2 separate regions of the Homo sapiens genome follow, and region 2 is linked to region 1. Evidence: chromatin loops called from intact Hi-C (ENCODE). Cell type or tissue: natural killer cell. All regions are shown on one strand. Links, peaks and the distances in the headings refer to the core of each region. The heading gives the core; the rest is flanking DNA. Region 1 overlaps GLCCI1 (glucocorticoid induced 1). Region 2 overlaps ICA1 (islet cell autoantigen 1).

Region 1 (10,052 bases), core at 4,292-6,791:
TTCAAAAGATTCAGTGTGGACGTAAAATCAGTATCAAAATAGAATGAAAAAAAAAAACCTGAGCACTGGAAGTGGTTTTTTTTTTTCTTAGAGTTTTGCCATTTGCTTAATTAACTTGTTTTCTTAATCTTATTTAAACATTTAAAAATTGTATCTTTAATGGTTTATTTTCCTGTTATACCTTTATTTGAGTTTTATAGGCCTTAAACTTTTTCTGATACAGTTAGATGCGATTTTCTTTGTATGAGTAGTCCATCCAAAACAGCCCCTGGAACAGGCTACCTCAGTCTCAAAATGTCACCTCTTTTGAAATGTCTATTAAACTAGAAGACATGATGGTGTTAATCTACAGAGCTAATTTTCATTAACAAGCTTTCTGCAAGTGAATGTATTCAGTCTTAACAAGAGAAACCACCACTGCCTTCTTGCTTCTTTCTTCTTTTTAAATGAGGATTTAAAATGCTTTTGATTAGATTTATATTCTAATAAAATGATGGATTTAATGCTTTTTATATATAACTTGTAAAAGAAAAAAGTCACTTGCCTAAACATCGAATTTCCACTTTAGGAATCTGCTCCCTGCCAAGGTCAGCATCCTGTCATAATATCTTATAAAATCTCTGTGCTTCTCAGTTCTTGCAGGGATGCTTAGTGATATATTTATAGACATTCTATAATTATCCCAGAATGTTTTTAATTCAGCTAAATTAAAAGAAGTAAATATTTCAGGTTATGTATTTTTGGGTTTTATCTGATTTTGTTTTAAAAATAATGCTTTTTGATGGTAAAATAATCCATCATATATTTGATGGCAAAATAATCCATAATATAGAAGGACATGAATAGTAGCCACTAACTCCCTAGGCCTACTACTTAAAAAAAGTATTATTAACAGGTTTTTGGGGGACACATATTTTGAGAAATTTTCTGTACCTATAGAAATATATTGTTTAGACATATACACACAGAGATGGAATCATACTTTATATCATATTACTGACTTGCTTTTTCCATTTGATGGATCATGGGCATCTCTCCTTATAACATATAAATCCCTACCTCATTTTTTTTTTCTATTTTTTAAGTTGTGGTAAAATATATATAACATGCTAGGGAGGCATGGTAGCCTGTGCTTGTAATCTCAGCTACTCAGGAGGCTGAGGCAAGAGAATCGCTTGAACCCGGGAGGTGGAGGTTGCAGTGAGCCGAGATCATGTGACTACATTCCAGCCTGGGCAACAGAGTGAGACTCTGTCTCCTCCCACACAAAAAAAAATAATGAAATTTACCATGAGTGAAAATGAATTAACCATTTTTTAAATGTACAGTTCCATAGCATTAAGTGCATTCACATTATTGTACAACCATTATCTCCATCCATGTCTAATACTTTTTTACTTTTTCCAGCTGAAACTCTGTGTTTATTAAATACTAGCTCTCCATCCTCCCCACCACACGCCAGCCTCTGGTAGCCATCATTCTATTTTCTGTCTCTGTGAATATACTCTAGGAACCTCATATAAGAAAATCATACAGTATTTTCCTTTTTTGTCTGGTTTATTTTACTTAGTATAATGATTTCAGGATTTGACATTGTAGCTGTGTGTCAAAATTTCCTTCCTTTTTAAAGCAGAATAATATTCCATTAGATATACATACCACATTTTCTTTATCCATTCGTCTATGGGTGGACATTTAGGTTGTTTCTGCTTTTTGACAGTTGCAAATAATGCTGCTAGCAACATTAGTGTGTGGGTATCTTTTCGAGTCTCGGCTTTCAGTTCTTTTGTATATATTTCCAGAAGTAGAACTGCTAGATCATAGGGTAATTCTGTGTTTAAATTTTTGATGAACTGATGTACTGTCTTCCACTATGGCTGTAGTATTTTATACTCACATTAGCAACGCACAGGGGTCCAGTTGTTTTTTCTTGTTGTTGTTGTTGTTGTTTTTTGTTTTTTTGTTTGTTTTTTGAGATGGAGTCTCGCTGTGTCGCCCAGGCAGGAATGCAGTGGCACTATCTTGGCTCACTGCAAGCTCTGCCTCCCGGGTTCACGCCATTCTCCTGCCTCAGCCTCCCCAGCAGCTGGCACTGCAGGCACACGCCACCACGCCCAGCTAATTTTTTGTATTTTTAGTAGAGACGGGGTTTCACTGTGTTAGCCAGGATGGTCTCAATCTCTCGACCTTGTGATCCGCTTGCCTCGGCCTTCCAAAGTGCTAGGATTACAGGCATGAGTCACCGTGCCCAGCCAGGGGTCCAGTTTTTCTACATCTTTGCCAATATTTTCTTTTTTCCTTTTTTAAAACATAATAGTCAACCTGGTATCTTACTTTGATTTTCGATTTGTATTTCCTAAATGATTAATGATGCTGAGCATCACTTCATCTGCTTTTTGGCCATCTGTATTTCTTTTTTGGAGAAATGTCTATTCAAGTCCTTTGTCTATTTTTGAATTGGGTTTTTTGTTGTTGAGTTTTAGGAGTTCTTTATATATACTGGATATAAATCTCTTATCAGATACATGGTTTGCAAATATTTTCTCCCATTCTGTGGGTTGCCTTTTTATTCTTTTTTTTTTTTTTTTTTTTTTTTTTTTTTGAGATGGAGTCTTGCTCTGTCACCCAGGCTGGAGTGCAGTGGTGTGATCTCGGCTCACTGCAAGCTCCACCTCCTGGGTTCATGCCATTCTCCTGCCTCAGCCTCCCGAGTAGCTGGGACTACAGGCGCCTGCCACCATGCCCGGCTAATTTTTTGTATTTTTTAGTAGAGACGGGGTTTCACCGTGTTAGCCAGGATGGTCTTGATCTCCTGACCTTGTGATCCACCCGCCTCAGCCTCCCAAAGTACTGGGATTACAGGCGTGAGCCACCACGCCTGGCCAGGTTGCCTTTTTATTCTTTTGATAGTGTACTAGTTTTTAATTTTGATAAAGTCCAGTTTATCTATTTTTCCATTTGTTGACTGTACTTTTGTTGGCATATTCAAGAAATCCTTGCCAAATCCAGTGTCAGGAAGCTTTCTTCTTATTTTCTTCTAAGAATTTTAGCCTTTAAGTTTATGTCTTTGATCCATTTGAGTCCATTTTTGTATAAGGTAAGAGTCCAACTTCGTTCTTTTGGATGTGAATATCCAGTTCTCCCAGCACCAGTTGTTGAAAAGGCTGTCCTTTTCCCATTGAATGGCCTCGACACCCTTATCAAAAATCAATTTACCGTATATGCTAGGGTTTATTTCTGGCTGCTGTATTTATCACAGTGGTCTGTGCCTTGTGGCTTTTTGCATTATGCCATAATTGGGAAAGATTTTTTCCACTCCAAGTTAAAAAATTTCATTTAAACTATATTTTCTTTTAATAGTTTTATGTTTCTTTTTACATATTTGTGTCTTTGATATTTCTGGAGTTTATTTTGATGGAAGGCATGAGGTGATATCCAGCTTTATTTATTTTTCAAAGTGACTAACAGTTGATAAAGAGTTTATCTTTTCCCTGCTGATTTGAGATATTGTTATATCATAAATTTCCATTCTTATTTGGATCTCTTTCTGGCTTCTCTATGCTATACTATATACCATTAATATCTTTTTTAATACTGAATGATTTTAATTTGTATTGCTTAGTAATTCATTTTAATAATTTGTATGGCTAGTCTTGCGTATTTATTTTTCTCAGTTAATTTTATAATTTGTACAATTCCTCAAAATGTTTTATATTACAATTAAATATGAATTCAGGGGAATTGTTACCATATTGAATCTTATCCAAGAAAGGGGTATATCTTTTTATTCATTCAAGTATTATGTTTGCCCTTCAGAATATTTTACAACTTCTTATTGGAACAACACATTTCTTGTTAAACTTATATCTAAATATTTTGTCTTTTTTGGTTGCTGTTGTAATTAGGATATTTAATATCTAATTTACATACAGGACATCTTCAACTTGACTTTTCTTGTTTCTAGTAATTTTTAGGTAATTTTCTTTGGTTTTTCGGCTGTACGATCATCCAAATAGTAATTCTACATCCTTTTCGTTATTTATTTCTTGGTATGTGTCCTCTTTTGGAATTGCATTTGTTGCCACTCCGAGAACCATGTAAACTAACAGTTATGGTACTGAAGGCCTTGACTTTTTTTTTTTTTTTTGAGACGGAGTCTTGCTCTGTCGCCCAGGCTGGAGTGCAATGGCACTGTCTTGGCTCACTGCAGCCTCCACCTTCTAGGTTCAAGTGATTCTCCTGCCTTAGCCTCCCGAGTAGCTGGAATTACAGGCGCCCGCCACCATGCCCAGCTAATTTTTTAATTTTTTAGTAGAGACGGGGTTTCACCATGTTGGTCAGGCTGGTCTCAAATTCCTCAGGTGGACCTCAGGTGATCCACCCATCTCGGCCTCCCAAAGTGCTGAGATGACAGATGTGAGCCACTGTACCCGGCTGCCTTGGCCTCTTTCTTGACTCTAATGGTAATGTATCTAGTTTACTCACTGGACAAGGTATACTGACATTTGCTGTGAAGCATGTGTGTTTGTTATACGTAGAGTACACATGCTTATTTTACTAATGGTTTTTCTTGTTTTAATCAGGAATAATAATTTATGTGGAAAATGCCATTTCATCAGTGAATATGTTTGTTAATTCTATATTTGTTTATTATTCAGCAATGAGTTCTTAATTTTTTTTCATGAGCCTTAGAGTATTTTTACACTTGCTTCATAAACAGGTTTTGCAAGATTTCCTTCCTCTGTGCTCTAGCATAACACAGTATAAATATCATCTGAATTCTGTCACTTGGGTCTGAAAGGATTTTACCTAAGTAACTTACTTACTAGCCTAGTATGTTTTTGGATTGTAGCACTTTAGAAAATTTTCTTAATTTCTTCCATGGCACTTGGTCTCTTGGTTGATATCAGGGAGAGATTTCAAAACTTGTATTCTCTGAGAGGTGAGAGATGGGATGGTTAGATCTTAAATAAAATTACATATACTGATACTTCCCTTTCTCCAGGTGATGGTATTATTATATTTGGTATTTTATTGTTTTAAATTAATTTTTAAAAGTTAAACTGTGAAACATGAGACATGCCAAAAGCACATAAAGCAGTTTCTCTTAATCTCATTAGACTTCAGTCTATGGAGTTTTATGATCCTGCCTCTATGTCAGCATCTTTCCCTAGAAATCTATTTGTTTTTATTTGTTTTTAAGAAACAGATCCAGACTAAGTAGTTAGCATTTGGCTTTAGGCAACATTCAATAAAGTTAACTAACTCTGAACTAAAACATATATATTCTTTTCTGTTGACGTCATATTTAAAGTACCTAGCCTTTTCCTCCATTCCTGAAAGGAGCTTGGTTAGGGAGGACTTTAGTCAAAGGAACAGATGATGCACCTCAAATACTTACTGATATAAAAAATAACTTTCAGTTTTATCACTCTGATCAGAAATTCATTTCCTGACCAAAAGTCACACTTTATACAGCTGTCTGAGTTTCCTGTGCCCTTGTCAAAGGGCTTGCTTTTGAAATATATTTAAGAAACAGCAGTTGCTGAAACATTTTAGGGGCTGGGGGACTTCTTCATGAAATGGAAGCAAGACTGAAGATTTGACTGTTTTTGCCTCTTAGATTGCATTCTAGGGGTCTAAATTATTTTTTATGGAGCTGGCCCCTGACTGGCTGTTGAGATCACCTTTACTTTTTCTCTCAGCCATCATCTAATTATGAGACAGAGGATTGTAGAATCCTAGAGTTGAATAGTTCACACCAAATTAGTCATGTTCCTGGTTTAGGGAGTAATTTCTTTGGTTGCTAAAGGAATATACTCAGTTATATTAATGAAAGATTTTAACCCATAACTAAAATATTTAACATTTTATTCATTAGTTTCAAATACCATCTCTAAAATTACCAAAGTCAAAATTCTACTTATTAATTTTAATACGTTATGTGTTCATTTGTTTCAAAAGTAGAAAGTATACAGCGAAAGGCCTTTCCCATACCCCCGTTACCCTGATACTCAGTTTTCTTCCCTTTACGAGAAACATTTAGCTGGAAACAAAATTAACCTGTTTTTCTTCATTGCTTTCTCATGCCTTTGCCCCTAAGCACACTCTAGGTAAAATTGTGAAATAGGTTGTATTTATTTGGAATAACACTCTTACTCTGGTCCCCTGACCTGTGTTGGTTTTGTACATTGACTTATACATTGGTTCTCAACCTGTTATATCTTGTATCAATTTTCTATGAAAAATTCCTGTGATAATATTAAACAGAATTTACTGAGAAAGACATTTTTACGTTAGAGACATTATGCCTTAACAGTTAAGATCGCCCGGGCGCGGTGGCTTACGCCTGTAATCCCAGCACTTTGGGAGACCGAGGTGGGCAGATCATGAGGTCAGGAGATCAAGATCATCCTGGCTAACATGGTGAAACCCCGTCTCTACTAAAAATACAAAAAATTAGCCGGGTGTGGTGGTGGGCGCCTGTAGTCCCAACTACTCGGGAGGCTGAGGCAGGAGAATGGCGTGAACCCGGGAGGTGGAGCTTGCAGCGAGCCGAGATCGCACCACTGCACTCCAGCCTGGACGACAGAGCGAGACTCCATCTCAAAAACAAACAAAAAAAACCAATTAAGATCATAGAGTTATAGTTTAAAATTAGGTCATAGTTTACGGTATGGTATGAGAAAGCAGTATGCCTCTTAAGGTATACTGTTTTGTATAAATGAATGAATAAATGAATGATTGATATGGGAGATACCATATTGTTAGGAACCAGTATAAACTAAGGGAAAACTTTTCCATGCTATTGGAATTCTAACAGCTTTTGGGGGACAACTATTATTGTCAACATAGCCTATTGCAATGAGGATTATATGAAACAATCCATGTTAAGCTTCTAGCACAGTATCTATGACATAACAGACACTGATACTTATTAGTTGCCTTTGATTAGAATCAATAGTATTTTACTGTTACCGGGTTTAAATATAATAATATGGAATTAAGTGGACAGGAAAAGTCTTTATTACTAGTATCAACTATTGATTATACAATTATGAACATTAGGTCTGGACTGGTAGGAAATGGCATAGAAATGACACAAGTGACCCCAGAGCATGTGAGGGCTGTGAAATTCAATAAACAATTTCTGGTAGGTCAGGATTCATTCAGTCAGAGGTAGTTATTGTGTGTTTGCTGTCTTACAAATAAGAAATGGTACTTCAAATCTATAGGTTCATGTGCAGGAGAGCGTATTTACATTCTTAGGAAAGCTACTCCCTCCTCCATTACTTAGTTATCCTATTGGTGATATTCATGCCATCATCTTAGCACTATTTTTATGACTTCAGTGGGTGTTTTTTAGAATGGTGTGAAAAATATTTTTGGCCATATGTAGTAATCACCTGTGTTGCTGATTTTCTGTCAGATGTAAGAGATTTTAAAACAATAACATGTTCAAAGCTAGCAAGAAAAATGAGTGGGTATATGGTCAACATGACACCTTGAGTGCAGATTCCGTATCTTATTGATTTCAATTTTTTAGTCTAACACTGGTTTTCAAACTTTAGAATCCATCAGAATAATCTGAAAAGGTTGCTTAAAAAATAAGAAGTATATTTCTGGGCCTTATCTAAGAGTTCCAGATCTAGTAGTCTGAGGTTGAGCCTGAGAATTTGCTTTTCTAACATGTGATGATGCTGCTGCTCATTTGGGGACTGCACTTTGAAACTGGTCTAACATAATGAGCACAAAACTTAGCATAGAGTTGGAGCTTGATAAAAAATTTGAATATGTAAGTGCTGCTATTGCTGAATTCCTAAAGCTTAAAAAAAAACCTTCCGACTTTACATAAAATAAAAATGCAGTCTTAACTTCCACAGTGTTTTGTTTGAGCTGAATTCTGCCTTTTTCTACACTCTTTGCTAATCAGAGCAGCTATTTACTATATCTGGTTACCACTCTTCCCAGAAAGGCAAAGGATAATTACACTAGAACCACAATCTTTTGTGCTGCTTTGTAATACTTCATCAGGATAGACTTTTCAAAATAATATTTAAAGAAGTTTTAAAAGAAGTTAAAAATTGTTTTATTAGTCAAAAACAAATTTTTGTAAACAAAAACAAATATTTGTAAATAATGGTTTGTCATTACCTATTCTAAACTTTTTTATAATTTAAGATTAGTCTGTGGTCATAATTAATTCTTAATATAGGTATCATTGATTTTTCAGCTAATTACATCTCATTTCTTGCTAGGTTTATCATTGCTATAAGTACTATAAAATAATTAGCAGTCAGTACTCATATTTCTATAATTGATTTATAAACTACAATAAATTTTAAGACCAGTGATGAACCACATAAAATAGATTTTTTAATATTTAAATAAGATTAAAGAATTTTGTTATGTTTTTGTTGATGGATTTTTTTTAAGTGGCTTTAGACTTTTGCACATTGACAAAGCATGTTTTTTGCTAGGAGTTAGTTTGAGCTGGTTTGAAGTTGATAAAACTAAAAAGCATATTGGCCCTTTCTAGTTAGTGAATAAAGATATACATAACAAAAGCACCCAGTATTTAAGCTTTTTGGTTGATCTAGCCAAAAATAATTTTTCTAATGGTATTCATTTTGAAGCCTCTTTAGTCCTGTGCAGTGGGATTATTCCCTTTGTATTTTACTTAGAGAAAAAGTGGTTCTCACACAGGTTGGAGCTGGGAGGATGGCCCTAGAGGTTGGAAAGAAATTTCATAGTCTGGACTTTGGAGACTTCCAGGGAGTGAGAATAGAAAAGGACCCCTTCTACCTATAGGTATCCTTTTTACATAGAGGCTTTTTTTTTCCAACTACCTTTTTTGTTAATAGTCTTACAGATAGGTTTTAGTTCTGCATTGTTCAAGTGTACAGAAGTTTCATTTCTTTTAAATGATGGTATGATATTACAGTTTTTCCTAAATTTATTTAACTGTGGAACCCTTTTTGTCTACTCCTTTTAACACCAAAGGCATGGTTATATGTAGCACTATTTAAAAAATTCTAGTCTAGATTAATGGACAGAATAACAGACCAGTTGGAAGGGGCTGCTTGCTGATATGAAAGGAAAGAACTTTTGCTACTTTGTGTTATTTTCCTGATTGAAATGGTAAAACATTTCTCAAATACACAGGTTTAATAAATTGGATTCAAATTAGTCACTTCTGTGACTTCTTAATCATCAGCTTTAAATAGATTTGATTTTGGTAGCCATCTTTTGGTTTTGTTTTGGCTAAAATAACTCATTAAAAATCAGTGATCAGTGTATAGAACACTGCCCTCCAATTGAACTTTCTTTAGTATTGGAAATGTTCTATATTTGTGTTGTCCTATATGACAGCCGGTAGCCACATGTGGTTATTGAGCTTTTAAAATGTGCTAAGTGTGACTAAGGAAGTTTAGTTTTATTAGGTCCTCATTAATTTAAATCTAAATAGGCACATGTGGCTAGTAGCTGTTGTATTGGACAATTCAATCTATAGAATATATTTGTAGATGAGAATTTTTTTATACTGTTTATTTTAAATTGATGGAATTAAAACTACTCTTTGGGGGATATTTTTGGAAAGTTAATACTATGATGACCTTAAATTATATGCATTCTATAGTTACATGATTGAGAGAACTCTTTCAGTCGTTTTTCTTTTTTTTAAACTACAGTCACTGTCACTTCATGAGGGGGATATGTTTTGAGAAATGCATCGTTAGGCATTCATCGCTGTGCGAACATCATAGAGTGTACTTACACAAACCTAGATGGTGTAGCCTACTACACACTGAGGCTATGTGGCATAGCCCGTTGCTCTTAGGCTACAAAACTGTACAGCATGTTACCGTAATGCAGACTGTAGGCAACTGTAACGTAGTGATATTTGTATATATAAACATAGAAAAGGCACAGTAAAAATATAATACATAAAGGTAGAAAATGATACACCTGTATAGGGCATGTACCATGGAATGGAGTTTGCAGGACTGGAACCTGCTCCAATTGGGTCAGTGAGCGGTGAGTGAATGTGA
Region 2 (2,500 bases), core at 1-2,500, 110 kb after region 1:
GCATCAGACTCTAGGATTTTGGTTTTTCTTTAATATAAAAACAAATTTACCAAAACATTTCTCAGATATGAAACAAGGCCAAGATTGAAAACATGTTGGAGATCTTAGTTCCTTGTTTGCATAGCTTCCCAAATCTTCCCACGCAAGCCCTCAATACACATTGCCTGGGCTGGAACAGCAACACGCCATGTGGCAGCCTGTCCTGCCACCCAGGATGGGGAGAGAACTTTCACCATGCCCTGGCCCAGGGCACGACAGTGAAGGGGAGGATGTCCAGAGCTCAACAATGCCCAAGAGAGGCATCCTTACTTCCTTCCCACTTTGCTGAAACTCCATTGCATGAAGCAAAGGAAAAGTGGGTCTGGTTTGCCTAAGTGCCTTTTGCAGCAATAAAATAAAAGGGAAAGAGGCTGCGAGTCAGGGAGCTTCACAGGCTAGAGACACAGTTCGAGGGGCGTTGAAGTGAGCACCGGATCAGAGGGGAAGCCTCAGGTCCACCCCTTCGCTGCTATGTGACTTCGGTAAAAACCCTTAGACCCCCTTGAGCCTCTGTTTGCTCATCCACAAGGTTATCATGTTAATAACGGCCACCTCGGTGTTGTCAGGAAGACCAAAAGAAATACACTTTAAACCTAATTGCCTTTCCAGAAGGAAGGCTTTAAAGAAGGCAGCCATCCTTACATTACGAACATTGGCAGAATACTGAATATTGAATACAAGTAGCATTACTATCAGAAATCTTACACCAAGTCCTTTCACTGGGTTTATTACTTATTTTGAGAACCAAAGACTGATGGTGTTATCAACTGTGGCTTTGTGGTGGTATCTAACTGCCACTTGGAAACTATAAACATTTTTGTTGTTAATTCACAAAGAGAAGAAAAAAATCATGATTTATGTTTTTTTTCTGAGACATGCTGCAATTCTGATATGGTCATATTAAATGAGATGACCAGGTTTTCTTCAAATGTATAAGATAATTAGTAAGTAAAGGCTTTTTTTTTAAAAAAAAAAAAGTTCTCTGTGTTGGCTTTACTGGATCTATTTTCAATCACACTTTACATAAAGATCTAAAGATGAAGGGGATTTCTGATGTGCTGAGCAGACAGGCTATAAATCAGGGAGGGGAAGAATCTAGTCACTCTCATGTCCCTGTGGTTTAAAAATAGTGGCAAAACATCACTTTAGTCGGACAACTGTCTAATGTAAGCATTCTTATTGTTTGTGTTATCACAGAAATTCTCACTAAGAGCTAGCCTGTAGGTGTTGTGGGTGAGAAGATGGGGCAAATGGCATTTTAAACAGGCTTCTGAGACAGTGTGATTTTTTTTAAAATTATTATTATTATACTTTAAGTTTTAGGGTAAATGTGCACAACGTGCAGGTTTGTTACATATGTATACATGTGCCATGCTGGTGTGTTGCACCCATTAACTCGTCATTTAACATTAGGTATATCTCCTAATGGTATCCCTCCCCCCTCCCCCCACCCCACAACAGTCCCCGGTGTGTGATGTTCCCCTTCCTGTGTCCATGTGTTCTCATTGTTCAATTCCCACCTACGAGATAGAATATGCGGTATTTGGTTTTTTGTCCTTGGCGATAGTTTGCTGAGAATGATGGTTTCCAGCTTCATCCATGTCCCTACAAAGGACATGAACTCATCCTTTTTTATGGCTGCATAGTATTCCATGGTGTATATGTGCCACATTTTCTTAATCCAGTCTATCATTGTTGGACATTTGGGTTGGTTCCAAGTCTTTGCTGCTAGTGCCGCAATAAACATACGTGGGCATGTGTCTTTATAGCAGCATGATTTATAATCCTTTGGGTCTATACCCAGTAATGGGATGGCTGGGTCGAATGGTATTTCGACAGTGTGATATTAACAGGGTAGTTCAGGAACCACTTGAGCCTGCACATGGTGGGCGAGGCAGGACTGTAAGGTCAGGCAGGTGGCCCACCTCTGTGGATGAAGGCAGGAGCTGAAGGAAAGGAAAGCAACCTTCGCAGCTCAGGATGTGTCCATCAACACCTGTATCTACGCATGCTCCCCTCTCCAGCATCACCTTTTTAAGGATTATTAACATTACAGAACTCTATACTTCCTACTTTCAGGTAGGACTGGAATGCCCAAACCCTTTCTTATAGTTTACTTTTTGCCCTGACTGAAACCAGATAATTACTGAACCAAACCTATTCTATTGAAACCAAGTCAAGTCAATGTGTAGACCCTGGAGGAGCAGATAATTTCAAATGCACCTTGGAAATGACGTATGTTCCTTCTACAGTCGCTTTATACAGCCCTCCACTAAGTCAAACCCTCAGGGAGGCTTCACTACTTTAGTACAGATGTCTGTCCAGGGAAGATCATCATTAACATTAGCAAGAACAAATAATAAACTGTAAGCCTTCTAAAAATAACCACAGACTGTAATAGCTCCATCTTTGTTTTTATTGTTTAGGTTTTGTGCTATGGTGTTTATAATGGACTTTGGTG

Evidence for each region. Peaks named below come from ENCODE experiments on the same cell type or tissue, not always from the same donor. Only the 100,000 strongest peaks of a DNase experiment are listed, where the experiment ranks them.
Region 2: a loop joins it to region 1, with 4 times the contacts of the local background. A loop is called at or near these places in 1 of 110 quality-filtered maps.

What each region holds. Positions count from the first base shown.
Region 1 is chr7:8,009,861-8,019,912 of GRCh38, forward strand. All of the region lies in intron 2 of GLCCI1 (glucocorticoid induced 1), which reads left to right. Among named protein-coding and RNA genes, the nearest start is that of GLCCI1, 46 kb to the left of the region's middle. In natural killer cell, for the core only: no CTCF peak of the experiment used is centred there; a DNase peak (open chromatin) is centred at 5,461; H3K4me3 peaks cover 336 bases; H3K27ac peaks cover 1,545 bases.
Region 2 is chr7:8,128,373-8,130,872 of GRCh38, forward strand. All of the region lies in intron 12 of ICA1 (islet cell autoantigen 1), which reads right to left. Among named protein-coding and RNA genes, the nearest start is that of ICA1, 130 kb to the right of the region's middle. In natural killer cell, for the core only: no CTCF peak of the experiment used is centred there; DNase peaks (open chromatin) are centred at 809 and 1,129; H3K27ac peaks cover 2,064 bases.